Linked DNA regions of Homo sapiens: region 2 is linked to region 1. A link is an interaction called in ENCODE POLR2A ChIA-PET data of the cell type or tissue named here. Cell type or tissue: HepG2. All regions are shown on one strand. Links, peaks and the distances in the headings refer to the core of each region. The heading gives the core; the rest is flanking DNA. Region 1 overlaps ZNF100 (zinc finger protein 100). Region 2 has its middle 3.9 kb from the start of ZNF431.

What was found. Peaks named below come from ENCODE experiments on the same cell type or tissue, not always from the same donor. Only the 100,000 strongest peaks of a DNase experiment are listed, where the experiment ranks them.
Region 2: POLR2A ChIA-PET joins it to region 1 with 5 read pairs; 1 of 35 experiments calls an interaction of 5 or more read pairs at or near these places.

The regions. Positions count from the first base shown.
Region 1 is chr19:21,742,344-21,745,269 of GRCh38, reverse strand. ZNF100 (zinc finger protein 100) reads left to right here. Exons shown (of 5, transcript NM_173531.4): 3 at 203-329; 4 at 1,155-1,253. Among named protein-coding and RNA genes, the nearest start is that of ZNF100, 24 kb to the left of the region's middle. In HepG2, for the core only: no CTCF peak of the experiment used is centred there; a DNase peak (open chromatin) is centred at 1,279.
Region 2 is chr19:21,136,693-21,139,618 of GRCh38, reverse strand. No RefSeq gene overlaps it. Among named protein-coding and RNA genes, the nearest start is that of ZNF431, 3.9 kb to the left of the region's middle. In HepG2, for the core only: no CTCF peak of the experiment used is centred there; a DNase peak (open chromatin) is centred at 1,288.

The sequences.
Region 1 (2,926 bases), core at 238-2,737:
TGGATCTTATGCCATTCTCTTCTCTCAGAATTAGAGAATATTTTAGAGAATATTTCTGTGTTAAAAATTATTGGAAAATTTGTCATTTCTATTAATCAGAACCAATTCTCTTTGCTCTGTCATTTCATTTTAATTCAAATAATAAATTCTGCCCATGGCCACTTGGTAAATATATGTGTGTCTCTGTGCTTGTGCTTTTCAGGGGCCATTGACGTTTAGGGATGTGGCCATAGAATTCTCTCTGGAGGAGTGGCAATGCCTGGACAGTGCTCAGCAGGGTTTGTATAGGAAAGTGATGTTAGAGAACTACAGAAACCTGGTCTTCTTGGGTGAGAATAACTTTAATACACAATTTCTAATATACCGTAAAGGTTTCTCTTTTTTTGTGGAATGATTTTTGGTAATTCATGCTTTGCATAAATGAGTTTCTGATCCGTTTTTTCAAGAAAATCTTGAGGCTGTGTGTGGAAAAGAATGTATTCAAGATGTTTCATCTTGACCTGAACTTTCCATATTCCTGAGCTGATCTGTATCCTTCACTCTAGATTAGTGGTAATTCCAGAAATTTAGTGTCATAAAATATTGTTGCCCATGTTTTTAGGCCGGGCATGGTGGCTCACTCCTGTAATACCAGCACTTTGGGAGGCTGAGGCAGGCGGGTCACGAGGTCAGGAGTTTGAGACCAGCCTTGCCAACAAAGTGAAACCCCATTTCTACTAAAAATACAGAAATAGCCGGGCATGGTGGCAGGCGCCTGTAGTCCCAGCTACTCAGGAGGCTGAGGCAGGAGAATTGCTTGAACCCAGGAGGTGGAGGTTGTAGTGAGCCGAGATCATGCCACTTCACTCCAGCCTGGACAATAGAGCGAGACTCCGTCTCAAAAATAAATAAATGTATATATATGTACATATATATTTGCCCATATTTTAAAATCCATTCATCACCACCAATTTTTTGATTCATGAGTACCGGGTAGTGAAATTAAGAACCTACAAATTTAAAATATTTTCTAAATATTTAGAAATTTCTCTCATTAATTAGTACGTTAGGATTAATTTTCTAGAATATTCTATCACCTCCTCTTTACTAAGCATAGTACTAGGTTGGTAATTGGAGAATATGAGAAAGATTCATGTTATTTATTTCTAATAAAGCAGGTATTGCTCTCACTAAGCCAGACCTGATCACCTGTCTGGAGCAAGGAAAAGAGCCCTGGAATATAAAGAGACATGAGATGGTAGCCAAACCCCCAGGTAGGTGAGAGTGAACACAACAGATGACACAGATGTGAGGTCCAAAGGTCAAAAAGAAAGCTGGTCATTAAAATGTGGTTTGGGAAGCTATGTTCCAAAGGAAATAGTTTCTGGGATGCCTGAGTGTTTTTGTTTTTTGGGCTTTTTTTTTTTTTTTTTTTTTGGCTGTCACGTAGGGGCATCTTCTGTCTTATGCTTTTAAATTCTTTAAAGATTCTACTTTCCTTTTGGTGATCTTCCTTCAGGTTTACAGTGAGAGCCAGAGTCCTTTTCAAGGCATATAAAAGACTGCACAATCTCCCTACTTTTCCATTATTTGGGGGGACACACAGATATCTGCATAATTTTGGGAAACTCTATGTTAAACTATTTTTTAGTTCTCTTTTTTCATCATGTCTGAAATGTGTGAAAGTAGTGTTTTCTGTTCCGTTGTTTTGTTTGTTAATCTTTTTGCACATTCCATCCTGTTTTTATTACTATATTCTTGAAATATAGTTAGAACTTATAAAGTATAATACCCCTCTGCTTTGTTCTTTTGCCTCAAGATTGCTTTGGCTATTTGAAGTTTATTGCAGTTTCTTATAAATTTTAGAATTGTATTTTTTATTACTGTGGAAAAAAATGCCACTGGAATTTTAATAGGAAGTTTATTGGAGCTATAGATTACTTTAGATAATATGACACTTTAACAATATTTATTCTTTCAATCCATGGACATGAAATATTTTAAAATTTGTGTCTTCAATAATTTATTTCATTGATATATCTTTTTTGTTTTGTTTTGTTTTTTGAGACGGAGTCTCGCTCTGTCATCAAGTTGGAGTGCAGTGGCGCGATCTTGGTTCACTGCAACCTCCACCTCCTGGGTTCAAGCAATCTTCCTGCCTCAGCCTCCTGAGTAGCTGCGACTACAGGCACATGCCACCACGCCAAGCTAATTTTTTTAATTTTTAGTAGAGATGGGGTTTCACCATGTTGGCCAGATGATCGTGATCTGTTGACCTCTTGATCTGCCTGCCCCGGCCTCCCAAAGTGTTGGGATTACAGTCGTGAGCCACTGTGCCTGGTCTATCTTATATCTTTTATTGTAAAGATTTTTTTTACCTTCTTGGTTAAATTTCCTCTCAGAAATTTATTATTTTAATGCTATTGTAAATAAGATTGTTTTCTTTATTGTATCAGATGGTTAAAATGTATGGAACAGTAGTTTATACTTGTATGTTAATTTTATATTTTGCTAATTTACTGAGTGTATTTATTACTTTAGACAAATTTCAATGTAGTGTTTATGGTTTTTTTATATATAAGATCATATGATCCACAAAAAGTAACTTATTTTTCTTCAATTTCAGTGGCTTTTTAAAAATGTTTTTGACTCATCATTCTGCCACTTACTTCCAGTCCTACGTTAAAATAGAAGCATTGACAATGGGCACAATATAGTTTTGCATTGGTGTCTGTGAATTTGATGGAGGAAATACCTCTTCAACTTTTGTTTTTTGTTTTTTGTTTTTTGTTTTTTGAGACGGCGTTTCACTGTTGTTGCCCAGGCTGGAGTGCAATAGCGCGATCTCAGCTCACTGCAACCTCTGCCTCCCGGGTTCAAGCAATTCTCTGTCTCAAAAAAAAAAAAAAAAAAAGAAAAAGAAAAATTAATGGTTGTAAAAACACGT
Region 2 (2,926 bases), core at 192-2,691, 610 kb after region 1:
GGAAATCGAGGCCCAACAACACATTATTTATTTTTCATCATATAAAAAAATTTGAAAACTTTTAAGAGAAAGAAACTTTTTTTTTTTTTTTGAGACCAAGTCTTGCTCTTTTGCCCATCCTGGAGTGCAGTGGCCTAATCTCTGCTCACTGCAGCCTCTGCCTCCTGGGTTCAGCAATTCTCCTGCTTCAGGCTCCCGAGTAGCTGGGATTACAGGTGCGCGCCACTATGCCCAGCTAATTTTTTTTGTATTTTTCGTAGAGATGGAGTTTCACCATGTTGGCCAGGCTGGCCTTGAACTCCTGATCTCGTGATCTACCCGCCTTGGCCTCCCAAAGTGCTGGGATTACAGGTGTGAGCCACCGTGCCCAGCCTAAAAGAAAAAAACTTTAGAGAAATTATATTTAACAGAGTTTATTTGAGCATAGAATAATTTGCAAATTGGGCAGCCTGTGAATCCAGAACAGGGTCAGAGGGACTCCAGCACAGCCACATGATGAAAACAGATTTATGGCAGAAAAAGCAAAGGGACATACAGAAAATAAACATGAGGTGTAGAAACAGCCAGATTGACCACAGCTTGGGATTTGCCTTATTTGAACATGGCTTGAACACTTGATGTTATTTTATTGGTAAAAACACGGTGGTTGGTACAATAATAAGTTACAGTCTATTTATGTATAAATAAATCAAATGGTGCCATCTCGACTCACTGCAACCTCCGCCTCTCGGATTCAGCCATTATCCTGCCTCAGCCTCCCAAGTGGCTGGGATTACAGGCGCTTGCCACCATGCCTGGCTAATTTTTGTATTTTTAGTAGAGACGAGGTTTCACCATATTTACCAGGCTGGTCTTGAATTCCTGACCTCAGGTTATCCACTTGCCTCAGCCTCCCAAAGTGCTGAGATTACAGGAGCGAGCCACTGCACCCAGCCCTGATAAAATAGTGTTAAGCAAAGCTAACTAAATGGACTGGATTGTTTTTGTAATTGAGACTGATGACAATCAGATTCACTGAGAGTGAAAAAAATGTGTTGACTATTATAAAATAGTCATTGGATGTCTTATGCACCAGATAATAGAACCTCATGTATCTTCTGCTACTGAAGTCTAATATGATTAAATGCAGCAAAACTTCAGTGCATTATGGCAAAGCATATTTTCACCAGGTAAAGAATGCTTTTAATGGTCTACTGACTGAGGACAGTAAAACTCTTTATAATCTATAACCCAGAGATTGAGTCTGCTTGCCATCCACACTGCAGCAAGACTTCAGGACCTTGAACCTTGGGTTAATAATCTCATGACTCAGAAGGGCCCCTCCAAACATTTGCAATTGTATATCCATTGGAGATCTTAAGGTAAAGCTAACCAGTAAAGTTTCTTCTCAAAAGTGGATGGCAACATTGATATAGATAGCTTTTTTTTTTTTTTTTTGAGACAGAGCCTTGCTCTCTCATCCAGGCTGGAGTGCAGTGGTGTGGTGGTGGCTCACTGCAACCTCCACCTCCCGGGTTCAAGCGATTCTTCTGCCTCAGCCTCCCGAGTAGCTGGGACTACAGGTGTGTGCCACCATGTCCAGCTAGTTTTTGTATTTTTAGTAGAGTCGGGGTTTCACCATATTGGCCAGGCTGGTCTCGAACTCCTGACCTTGTGATCCACCCACCTCGGCCTCCCAAAGTGCTGGGATTACAAGCATGAGCCACCGCACCTGGCCCAGATAGACTTTTTTTTTTATAAGATCAAAAATCAAGACATCTTTGCTATCATACACTCTTTGTTCGCTGTTTTTTTCTTATGGCTCTACAAATGACAGAAATTAAAAAAGGCCTCTTGTGTGCACTCATGGCATACACTTATATGTAGAAGATTTTGGCTGGGCGTGGTGGCTCACACCTGTAATCCCAGCACTTCAGGAGGCTGAGGCAGGCAGATCGCCTGAAGTTCTGTGCAGTCACTCCAGGAGTGCACAGGAGTGCAGTCACCGCTCAAGAAAACCGATAACCACAGCCAGACAATTAGGGCCAAGGCCAAATAGCAAAATAAATGCCTTTAATCTATTTTCTCCATATCTAAACATTGGAGTTCAAGAGTGTGGACAGAACTGAAGACGTAGAGTTTTTTTCTCCTGTGGCCCCATCATCCTTTGTTAACTGCCTGATCTCTAAAAGGAAGGTGGGCAACAGGTGGCCAGCAGTGGTTTACCTGTGGTTATTTTATTCCTGCTGGCCTCAGCTCTTTCTATGGCCACTATCTGTTCCAACCTCGGAACTGAAGATAGATGTTAGTAGGGAGAGGCCCTTCCTTCCCCTCTGGCCCTTCACACCACTGACATCAGAGCTGCCATGTGTGGCTCCTGGGTGCCTGGAATGTGCTTGGTCTGAACTGCAATGTGCTAGAAAGGTAAAATATGCAGTTATTTTCAAAAATTTAGTTGCAAATATTTATATACTTCATTAATAATTACATATTCCTCACACATTAAAATGATATTTTGGATATATTGGCTTAACTACATTCTTACAATCAATTCAACCCGTTCTTTGTTTCTTTTTAAAGTTTGGCTACTAGAAAATTCAAAATTCACATGTGTCTCACATTCTATTTCAGAGGATTACCTCCTTTTTAAAATCTCAGGCTGCCTACTCAAAGGACTGTAAACCAGGAAGGTAAAAAAGCTGAATTTTTTTTTTTTTTATTTTTTCATGGAGATGGAGTCCCACTTCGTCACCCAGGCTGGAGTACAGTGGCATGATCTCAGCTCACTGTAACCTCTGCCTCCCAGGTATAAGTGATTCTTCTGGCTCAGCCTCCTGAGTGGCTAGGATTACAGGTGCACGTCACCACACCTGGCTAATTTATTTTGAGATGGAGTTTTGCTCTTGTTGCCCAGGCTATAGTGCAATGGCACAATCTCAACTCACTG